Regions from separate parts of the Homo sapiens genome. Here region 2 is linked to region 1. A link is an interaction called in ENCODE POLR2A ChIA-PET data of the cell type or tissue named here. Cell type or tissue: GM12878. All regions are shown on one strand. Links, peaks and the distances in the headings refer to the core of each region. The heading gives the core; the rest is flanking DNA. Region 1 overlaps LOC124902248 (a long non-coding RNA gene). Region 2 overlaps LOC105376219 (a long non-coding RNA gene).

Region 1 (5,388 bases), core at 215-5,214:
TAAAGTTATAATAAAGACTTGTTGCTAATATGGGCCAGGCACAGTGGCTCATGCCTGTAATCCCAGCACTCTGTGAGGCCAAGGTGGGCAGATCACTGGAGCCCAGGAGTTCAAAACCAGCCTGGCCAAAATGGTAAAACCCCGTCTCTACTAAACATACAAAATTAGCTGGGCGTGGTGGTGCATGCCTGTAATCCCAGCTACTCAGGAGGCTGAGGCAGGAGAATGACTTGAACCTGGAAGGCAGAAGTTGCAGTGAGCCGAGATAGTGCCACTGCACTCCAGTCTGGGCAACATAGCTAGACTCCATCTCAAAAAAAAATAAAAAAATTAAAAAAATTTGTTGCTAATATTGAGATGGTATTTGTTCCCTTGACCTTGACCCCCTTCATGGACAGGAATGGAGTGGCTCATTTCACTCAGCCTGCAGTCCATGGATGGCTAAGTGTTAACAGCTCAGTGAAGGGTCAGGGTGACAGCCTCCTGCACCTGCCCTTTTTGACCCTGAGTTCTTGTTTGGTGTCCAGGGAGAATCAGGTCAAATGAACTGTTTAAAAGATGAATGCAGAAGACTTTATTGAGCAGTGGAAGTGGCTCTTGGTGAAAGGGGAGCTGGAAAGGGGATGGTGTGGGAAAAAGGTGATCTTTCCCTGAAGCCCAGCTGTCTCTTGCTGGGCACCCTTCTGAAACTGCACCCTCTGAAGTTAGCCACATTTATCCATAGCCTCTGATGCTTAGTTGCCTCTCTGCTTGCTGCTTGGCTGCTTGTATCCCCGCCAGTCAGCTGCTTGTGCTTCTCTTTTCCTTTTTTTTTTCTGCCAGCTGGTCTGGTTTTTATGGGCACAGGATAGGGGGCAGGGTGGGCCAAAAGGCAATTATTTGGGACGAAAAATGGGGTCAGCTGTTTTCACTTAGGGCCAAGGTTCCAGGCTTGAGGGTGAGGTTTAGCCAGAAGCCCAGCCCTTCAGGATCGGCTGTTTTCACTTAGGTTAGGGGTTCTAGGCTTGAGGGTGGGGTTTAGCCAGGAGCTCAGCCATTCTGTATCAATATGTGTGAGAGGCCTTTCAAAAATTATTTTTTCTAAGGGGGTGTGGCTTTTTTGCATATTGATCTCATATTCAACAATGTTGCTAAGCTCTCTTTATTAGATACTTTATTGGATTTGCTTGGATTTCTTAAGCAGACAACTATATAACCTATAAATCATATTTTTCTTGTTTTCTAACTTTCATACCTTCTAATTTGTTTTTCTTGTCTTATTATATTGACAAGTGGCTTCAGTACAATGTTGAATGGAGATGGCAAAAGCTATCTTTGTTTTGTTGTCAATTTTGAAAGAAAAATATTGAATGAATTAACATTAAAAATAATGCTTCTGGAGTTGGGTTATTGGTAGCAACTCTATCATGTTCAGGAAATTCCTCCCTATTCCTACTTTGCTAAGATAAAAAAATGAGTTGTGAATTACTTTACATTTTCATATATATACATACGTATATATGTACATACATATATACGTATATATTACACATATACATATATACATATATGTACACTTACGTATATGTGTACATGTATATACATATATATATATGAAAATGTAAAGTAATTCACAACTCATTTTTTTATCTTAGCAAAGTAGTAATAGGGAGGAATTTCCTGAACATGAAACATGTACGTATATATATATACACCTATATACGTATATATGTACATATATATACGTATATAGGTGTATATATATATATGTGTGTGTATATATATATATATATATATATTTTTTTTTTTTTTTTCCCCTGGAGTCTCACACAGGCTGGAGTGCAGGGGTGCGATCTTGGCTCACTGCAACCTCCACCTCCCAGGTTCAAGTGATTCTTTTGCCTCAGCCTCCTGAGTAGCTGGGACTACAGGCGTGCGCCACCACGCCTGGCTAATTTTTGTATTTTTAGTAGAGATGGGGTTTCACTATGTTGGTCAGGCTGGTCTTGAACTCCTGACCTCGTGATCTGCCCACCTCAGCCTCCCAAAGTGCTGGGATTACAGGCGTGAGCCACTGCATCCCGCCACATTTTCTAATATTAAGCCATCTTTACATTTATGGTATCAACCCAATATGTTTATTATGCATATTGTGAAAACACATTGAAATTGGTTTAATAATACTATATGTAGAATTTATCATTTTTTATTCCTTATTAGATTGGTCTAGTATTTTCTTTTCTATGGCTTTGTCAGGTTTTGGTATCAAAATTTTATTAGCTTATAATGGACTGGGGTGCTTTTTTTCTTTTTCTATGCTTTGCAACCATTTGAATAGAGGTTATTTGTCCATGAAGATTTGGTAAGTCTTACCAACCAAAACTTTGAACTTTTTTGCATATTTATTTAGAAATAAGAATTTAAATTATTTAATGGTTTTAAATACATTTGTATTATTTTTGAATTAATGCAATTTTACAATTTATTAAAAAGTATTTCAGCTCTGTAATTTTGCTGTTTTTCAAGTTTTAAAAATACTGAGCTTTGTATTATTTAAAAATTTTGCACATAAAGTAAAATTTTCTTGATGTGTTTATCATACATTTAAATGTACTTTGGCCAGGTGCCGTGGCTCATGCCTGTAATCCCAGCATTTTGGGAGGCCGAGGTGGGCAGATCACCTGAGATCGGGAGTTCGAGACCAGCCTGACCAACATGGAGAAACCCCGTTTCTACTAAAAATACAAAATTAGCTGGGCATGGTAGCGCACGCCTGTAATGCCAGCTACTCGGGAGGCTGAGGCAGGAGAATCACTTGAACCCAGGAGGTGGAGGTTGTGGTGAGCCAAGATTGTGCCATTGCAGCCTGGACAACAAGAGTGAAACTCCGTCTTAAATAAATGTACTTCAATTAAAATCATACAAAATGTAACTGTACTGTTTTGCTAAATTACATTACAGAGAGTTTGCATGAGTTTACACCTATTTTTCAAGTATCATTATTTAAAAGAAATCTTTGTCAACAAAGGAAAATGTAAAATCATGTATTATTTTAATTTTCATCTTTTATTGAATTAAAAATTAATTTATTGAAGAAAGTATTTCAGCCAAGTTTTTTAATGTTCATAGTATTCTTAGGATTTAAAAAATTCTACTGAAACTGTAATTATAATCTCCATATTCATAGCCTTCTTTTCTCTTTTTTCATTGTCAATTTTACCAGAAATTTATCTATCTTGCTATTGTTCTATAGAACTAGGTTTTTGTTTTGTTGACCCTTTCTATGATTTCTTTGTATCCAGATCCATTTTTAGCTTTATAGTTGTATATATAACACACATATATTTTTTTCCTTTTCCTTGTCTTTCTTCACTCTGTTTTAGATCTAAGCCTTTTTTATTTTGGATGAGGGAGACTACAGAGAAAGGATCTGCTAGCCTTGACCTACTTCTGATGTTACCCAGAGTATTCATGCAGATGTATGTGATAAGAAAAAGGTGAACACAGAGTTACTCTGTTTGGGGCTTTCATTGCAGCCTAGTCCTTGCAGGAGGCTGCTGCATGCAAACCCAAATTCTCTCCATTCTTGGAATCTCCTTATGCCACCTGCACTCTGAAGAGTGTTATTATTATTACTTTTTACTAAATTGGGCTGCCCCACCCACCTTTGCCGCTGGACTTTTAAAATAGAAAGGTTTCCTAAGGAGAATGCTTTTTTTTCCCCCCTAGCCAAGGGGAAAAACACTGGAGAGGCACAAATACCCCATTTCAAGGAGGAAGAAAACTATGCCTGGAGGCATCATCTGCAAAACTTTCCGGAAAAGGCTGAGTTCTCTCAGGGTATTGTTTCACCAAAATACTGTCTTTGAATCAGTCTCTACCTTAATAGACTGGAGGGAAAGTTTCCAACAGATCGTTTTGCTGATAGTTTTGATTACTCTCGAACAGAAAATTTCAAAAGCTTTTTGCCAGAGGGAAGCGAACAGAGGGAGGAAGAGAGAACTCTTCCATGAGTGTGCCATGACTGGGGAACCTTTTGAACAAATAATAGTGCCAAAGGCAGTGACAGCCAATTTTTCCACCCGAAATGCTTCTCAAATTATAGTCCTTGGATCACTAGCTTATATCAATAGTCTGACAAAGTCTATGGTGTCCTTCCAGATATTAATGTAAAACCTGAACTTGAAATATCCATCACAATGTTTCATTTTGCTGAACTTTTTCTGAGACACAGTCTTGTTCTGTTGCCCAGGCTGGAGTGCAGTGGTGCAATCTTGGCTCACTGCAACCTCTCTCTCCCAAGTTCAAGAGATTCTTATGCCTCAGCCTCCCAACAGCTGGGACTACAGGCATGCACCACCATGCCGGCTAATTTTTATATTTTTAGTAGAGACAGGGTTTTAGTAGAGACAGACATGTTGGCCAGGCTGGTCTCAAACTCTTGGCCTCAAGCGATCTGCCCACCTTGGCCTCCCAAGGTGCTGGGATTACAGGTGTGAGCCACCATGCCTGGCTTCATTTTGCTGAACATACATATATATTTAAAAATTTTAAAACTTTTTAAGAGACAGGGCCTGGCTGTTGCCCAGGCTGGAGTGCAGTGGCACAATGGCAGCTCACTGCAGCTTCGAACTCCTGGGCTCAAGCGCTCCTCTCGCCTCAGCCTCCCAAAATGCTGGGATTACAAGCATGAGCCACTGTGGCTAAGAATATTTTTTGTCATGTTTGACAGCGCCAGCTGTCTTTGGGTCTTTACCTCTGCTGAAGTCATTTGAAGAAACAAATCTAAAGAAATACTGCTTGGCAGAGGGGAGGAGAGAAAGGTTAGGACAGAAAGCATCAGGATGACTCTCCAAGAAAGGGAATGTCTGAATGACAAGAGGACTACAGACAGGAGAAAACATTCAAGAAAATTTATCAAGGTATTCTTTGTTCCTGTTGAAACCTCATCATCAATGTTAGTGTCTTCAGAAGCCCACCCAAATATATTATTTTACTTTGATAAAAGACAACTTGGAACCATATAAAAGACTGCACTGGTACCATTATTCCATTTTACAGATGAGAAAAGTAGCTCATTTGGAACATAATGAGCTAGGTTTTATGGATTAATCTAGATGCTGAACTGAATTCTGTATTGTATTTCATTTTCTCTGTCCTTTTCTACTGGATGTACATACCTACATTTAATTTTAGAGTTATCGATCTAAAGCTGGCTGCAGAAGCTGTCTCATTTAGACAGGTCCACGCTTGTCAGGAAGACAGGTCTGTCCAGGCAGACCTTTCAGTTTGTTCTATATTTCATTTCAGGCCACAGCAGACCAAATAAAGAGGAAATGAAGTGTTTTATAGCAAATAACTTACTGTTGAATACACATGTCTTGTACGGACAGGCCTCCCAATTTGATG
Region 2 (5,388 bases), core at 122-5,121, 230 kb before region 1:
CTTTCTCTGCAAAAGATATTAAAAAAAAAAATAGCTGGGCATGGTGGCACGTCCCTACAGTCCTGACTAGTTGGGAGACTGAGGTGGGAGAATTACCTGAGTCCAGGAGGTTGAGGCTGCAGTGAGCCGAGATAGTGTCACTGCACTTCAGCCTGGGTGACTGAGCAAGACTCTGTCTCACAAAAAAAAAAAAAGAAAAATTTGTTAAATAAAGTTCCAGGCACCTAGCAGCTACTCTTTAATGGTAACTATTATTATGAGGACATGTGTTTTTTATTCATGAGTTGTACTTTTATGTGTATACATTCGTATAAAATCTATACATAATATTTTTTAGGTTCTTACATCTTTTGCCATCTTTTCAGAAATATACATCATATTAGTAAGCATCAACAATTGATTACATCAGTAATCAACCCCCTTTGTCCAACAAGATAGTATAAAATTATAAAAACTGTAACTTATTTTATGCATTGTTTATATAGATATTATTTTACATTCATTTATAATCTGCATCTATGATTCCTTTTGTACTTGGGCACAAAGTCTAAAGATTGTATTTAGAGTTTTCTAAAGCCTATGAAAAATTATTAGAGGGCAGAGTTCAACAGAATTTTAAGGAGCAAAGGAAATAAGATAATTTCAAAAGATAATGAAGTTAAGTAAATGTGAAAAAAAAAATCTCCATTGGAAATCAAGGGAAAGGAAGCAATAAGATGCCACTCCCCACTTAATGAAATAACAAAGAAAAGAAGAAAAATTGTAAGATAGAAGTTGAAATTCTTAAAATGACAATACCCCAAATTTGAAGAAAAAGTAATGAAAATGATTTTTTTTATTATTTTTGGTAAGAGCACATTTTGAAGGAAAAAAATCATCATAGAAAGCTGATTTGATTATATTTATTGAGAATGAAAATTGTTTATTGACTTTGACTCAATATCCAACTCCTCCCAGGAATTTAGAATGCATTGATTCAGGGAAAGGCTATTGAAGATATATGTTCTTTACAACATTTGAAGCAACGTAAATGCTTAAATTTGGGGGATGGTTAAGCAAATCTCAGCATAGTCATTTAATGGGCTATTGTGAAGTGGGTGAAAAATCATGAAGACTATAAAGCATGTGAAAAATTGCGAATGACAGACTTTTAAAGAGAAAAGAAAAACATAAAAATTGATTATAGGCTATGAACACAGTATGTTTTTTAAGTGGTCCTTCTCTATGCTGGGAGGAGGCTGGTCTGGCTCATTTCTCAAGTCCTTGAATCCCTAGGTCCTGTGAGAGATGTTCTCCCTTGAGTCCTCCTTCCCTACCCCTAAAGCCAGCTTGCTGCTTACAGAAAATACCTTTTGCCCTCTCTCTGGTTCCTTTGACCCACACTTCATTATACAGACTAAATTCTTTAAAGAACAATTCTGCCTTGTGTTTTAGTGTCCTCATAGATGTCTAAATCCAGTCCTTTTCTGTTTACAATTTATATCCACAGGGCTCCAGCACAGATCCTTAGGGGAAAGGGATCGTGCTGGAGAAAAATCTGAGCTGCAAACACAACGCTGTACTGAAAATGACACCTTCCTTCTGGTCCTTACCAGTGTGCTTCGCCTAAGCATGCATGCCACATGTTTCCTTTCCTTATGATGGGTTTTTAGCAAAAAAGCTTCTCACTTTTCTAGTAAATAGCCCTGCATGGGCGATTCCATCAAACATCCAGTCATGCCCAAACCCATCTGAATTTAGATTGAGCATGTTCCAATGCTATTCCACTGAAACCACCAGTCCTCCCCTGACCCTTGACATAAGGTTTTGAAGGATATCTGTGTTGCATATTGTGAACTTTGAATAGACTATATTATTATGTAAAATCCTTACACATTTTTTTTTTCTTTTCTGAACTAGTTTGGTAATTTCCAGGATGGTTTTCACAGAGTCCATTTGTTTCTATGTGTTTTGACAATATAGTCTTAGTTCTGCTACTGGATAGTTATATAAACTTAGATAACTGTTTAATTTGCAATTCTGAATTTGCAAAAAGAGCAGGTGGACTTCAATGTGTTTAAAGCTCTCTTCAGAAAACTCTGGGAACTCTTGATTAAGGACAAGAAGAGCTTCTTAAGGGGACCTTTGATCGTCCTTTCAAATCCCCAGGGACTCAGCCTGTATTCTTACTTGCCGCTGCCTACTTTCTCTTTTGGGGTTGAATAGCCTTCAGATTTTCCTCAGCATGAGGTTTTGTATTTTCAGATCTTATTGTCTTTTTTATGTGTGTGCTGAAAGGAAGCAAATATGTCCTTATAGCTTTGAGTTTTCCTGTTGTAGGGAGACAGACAAAATATAACCAAGGCAATCGTTCTAGAAATTTAAAAAATAATCATAGTTGCGTTCGTAATCTATGTTTCCCAAGTTCCTTTTTTTGTTTTGTTTTGTTTTCAGGAGAAAGCACGAACATAGTCCCAAGTTCCCTGTTCAGTTGGTAGCTGGAAATGCGTTTTAGATGATGCTGAAGGTTGCTTTTAGATAGCTGAGTTTCAGAGTAAGCTACTCATAAGGTAGCCTGAGATAGCTGCTACTGCCAGGTCTGGTGGTACACTGTATTTTCAATCTGTTTTCTAATCTTCTTTCATTTAGTGTTTTCACCCATTCTTCCATTCATCCGTTCATCTATCAATCTATTTCATATTGAATCTCACAACTTGCTATTCAGAAATGAATAAGATTCATGGCCAGGTGTGGTGGCTCATGCCTGTAATCCCAGCACTTTGGGAGGCCGAGGTGGGCAGATCACTTGAGCTCAGGAGTTTGAGACCAGCCTGGGCAACATAGTGAGATCCTGTCTCTACTAAAAACACAAAAAATTAGCTGGGCATGGTGCCGCGTGCCTATGGTCCCAACTACTCGGGAGGCTGAGGTGGGAGGATCGCTGGAGCCCAGGAGGCAGAGGTTGCAGGGAGCTGAGTTCACGCCGTTGTACTCCAGCCTGGGTGACAGAGTAATAACCTGCCTCAAACAAAACAAAACAAAACAAAACAAAACAAAACAAAACAAAAAACAGCATGGCCAACATGGCGAAACCCCGCCTCTACTAAAAATACAAAAATTAGCCAGGCATGGTGACACGCACCTGTAATCCCAGCTACTTGGGAGGCTGAGGCAGGAGGATTGCTTGAACCTGGGTGGCGGAGGTGGCAGTGAGCCGAGATCGCACCACTGCACTCCAGTCTGGGCTTTCAATGAACTTACAGGATATAAAGGAGCAATGTATTGCTGAATGTGAGAAATATAACAATTCAATCATGCACAAAATGAAAAAGCAGCACATTGCAGCCAGTATCTGGCTAGGTTTTAAAGAAGAAAACTTTTTTTTTTTTTAATGAAGACAGGGAAGTACAGAGATTTTCAGGCAGAGGCAATAGTATATGCAAAAGCGCTGATATAGAAAGTAGTGTGGTATGTCGGGGCCATAATGAGAGATCAGCTGGCTGAACAGGGGCCACATCATGAAGAGCTTTGAGTGTCTTGCTAAAGAGCTTGGATTTGATCCTGTAGAGAATGGGGAATCATTGAGGGATTTCAGACAGAGGGAGGTGTGATTCTATTTGTGCCTTGGAAGAATGGATTGACGGTAGACAAGGCTAGAGGTGGAAAGAGCAGCTATAAACATGTCCAAGCAAGAGAAGCAGGACCCAGGCATTATTAGTTAGGATTAGAACAAAGATGGACTAAAATATTTAGGAGGTAAAATGGACAGAAATGGGCATGTTTGGTATTGGACATGAAGAAGAGAAAGGAAGTCAGGGATGACTTATTTGTTCTGGCTCAGGAAACTCAGAAACTTTTGTGGTCATATACTTAGAGGCACTGGAGAGGTAGTTAGGGTTCCTGGTTGAGGTGTTATGATAGACACCTCCAAATACAATTGCTTAAAGAAAGATAAAGTTTATCTTTCAGTTCTTTAAATGTCAGAATAGGTGGCTCAGGCAGCTCAAAACTTTTGGAGACCTAGGCTCCTTCTACCCTTTTTTTCTGTCATTCACAACATGTGGTTTTCATATCAAGATCTGGGATAATTGCTCCAGCCCTGGCCATCATGGACACACTGCACACACACCTTTTCTTTGGGGGAGTGATTCAGAGGCTGAGCTCATCATTTCTGCTTACATTCACTCTGCTCACATTTGTTGATCAATCTTAATCCAAACACCATAGCTAGATGTAAGAGAGGCCAGAAAATGTTTTCACTTGGGCGGCTATGTACCATTGAAAATTCTGGTGTTCCATTATTAAAGGAATCAGGGGAGATTAACGGAATCTAGAGGACAATCACCATGCATGCTGTTTCAAGTGCCTGTTGGATATCCAAGTGGAAATGTCCTGTATGTATCTGAATATGTAGGCTTAGAAACCAGGAAAGAGTCTAAACCAAACAAAAAAATTTCAATTCAGGGCATTAACACTCTTCATTCTTCGGCCCCGCCCCCCCCAGCAGAGATTGCCAATTCTCCCTAAGTATCCATTCTCTCCACCTTCCTATTAGTGATAGGAATTGCAGAAGACCAGGTGACTGCTCAGCTACAGACTCCACCTACTAGCCTCCCTTGCAGATAGGTATTGCCATGTCATGAAGGTCTGAACTTCTTTAACTATATATATATATATATATATATATATATATATATATATATATATATATAAAATTTTTTTTTTTTTGAGACAGGGTCTCGCTCTGTCACCCAGGCTGGAGTGCCGTGGCATGATCATGGCTCACTGCAGACTTGACCTCCTGGGTTCAAACCATCTTCCCATCTCAGCCTCCTGAGTAGCTGGGACAACAGTTGTGTGCCACCATGACTGGCTACTTTTTAATTTTTTGTAGAGATGGGGTTCTTCCTATGTTCCCTAGGCTGGTCTCAAACTTCTGAACTCAAGCAATACTCCCTCCTTGGCCTCCCAAAGGGAGAACTGAACTTTTTTTTTTTTTGAGATGGAGTCTTGCTCTGTCACTCAGGCTGGAGTGCAGTGGCGTGATCTTGGCTCACTGCAACCTCTGCCTCTTGGGTTGAAACGATTCTCCTGCCTCAGCCTCCTGAGTAGCTGAGATTACAGGCACATGTTACCAAGCCTGGCTAATTTTTGTATTTTTAGTAGAGACAGGGCCTTACCATGTTGGCAAGGCTGGTCTCGAAGTTCTGACCTCGGGTGATCTGCCCACCTCGGCCTCCCAAAGTGCTGGGATTAGAGGCGTGAGCAGCCACCGTGCCCAGCCAGAACTGAACTTTTTAATGAAAAAAAATTTTTTTTTAATTTCCTCTCCAAGCATAGTGGCTCATTCCTGTAATCCCAATGCTTTGGGAGGCTGAGGCAGGAGGATCACTTGAAGCCAGCCCAGCC

What was found. ChIA-PET counts read pairs that join two places held together with the same protein. Peaks named below come from ENCODE experiments on the same cell type or tissue, not always from the same donor. Only the 100,000 strongest peaks of a DNase experiment are listed, where the experiment ranks them.
Region 2: POLR2A ChIA-PET joins it to region 1 with 6 read pairs; 3 of 35 experiments call an interaction of 5 or more read pairs at or near these places.

What each region holds. Positions count from the first base shown.
Region 1 is chr9:111,040,594-111,045,981 of GRCh38, reverse strand. It overlaps LOC124902248 (a long non-coding RNA gene), which reads right to left. Exons shown (of 2, transcript XR_007061732.1): 2 at 3,023-5,388. Among named protein-coding and RNA genes, the nearest start is that of LPAR1, 4.8 kb to the right of the region's middle. In GM12878, for the core only: no CTCF peak of the experiment used is centred there; no DNase peak of the experiment used is centred there.
Region 2 is chr9:111,273,692-111,279,079 of GRCh38, reverse strand. The region is part of intron 1 of LOC105376219 (a long non-coding RNA gene); the gene reads left to right. Among named protein-coding and RNA genes, the nearest start is that of MIR7702, 5.2 kb to the right of the region's middle. In GM12878, for the core only: no CTCF peak of the experiment used is centred there; a DNase peak (open chromatin) is centred at 2,191.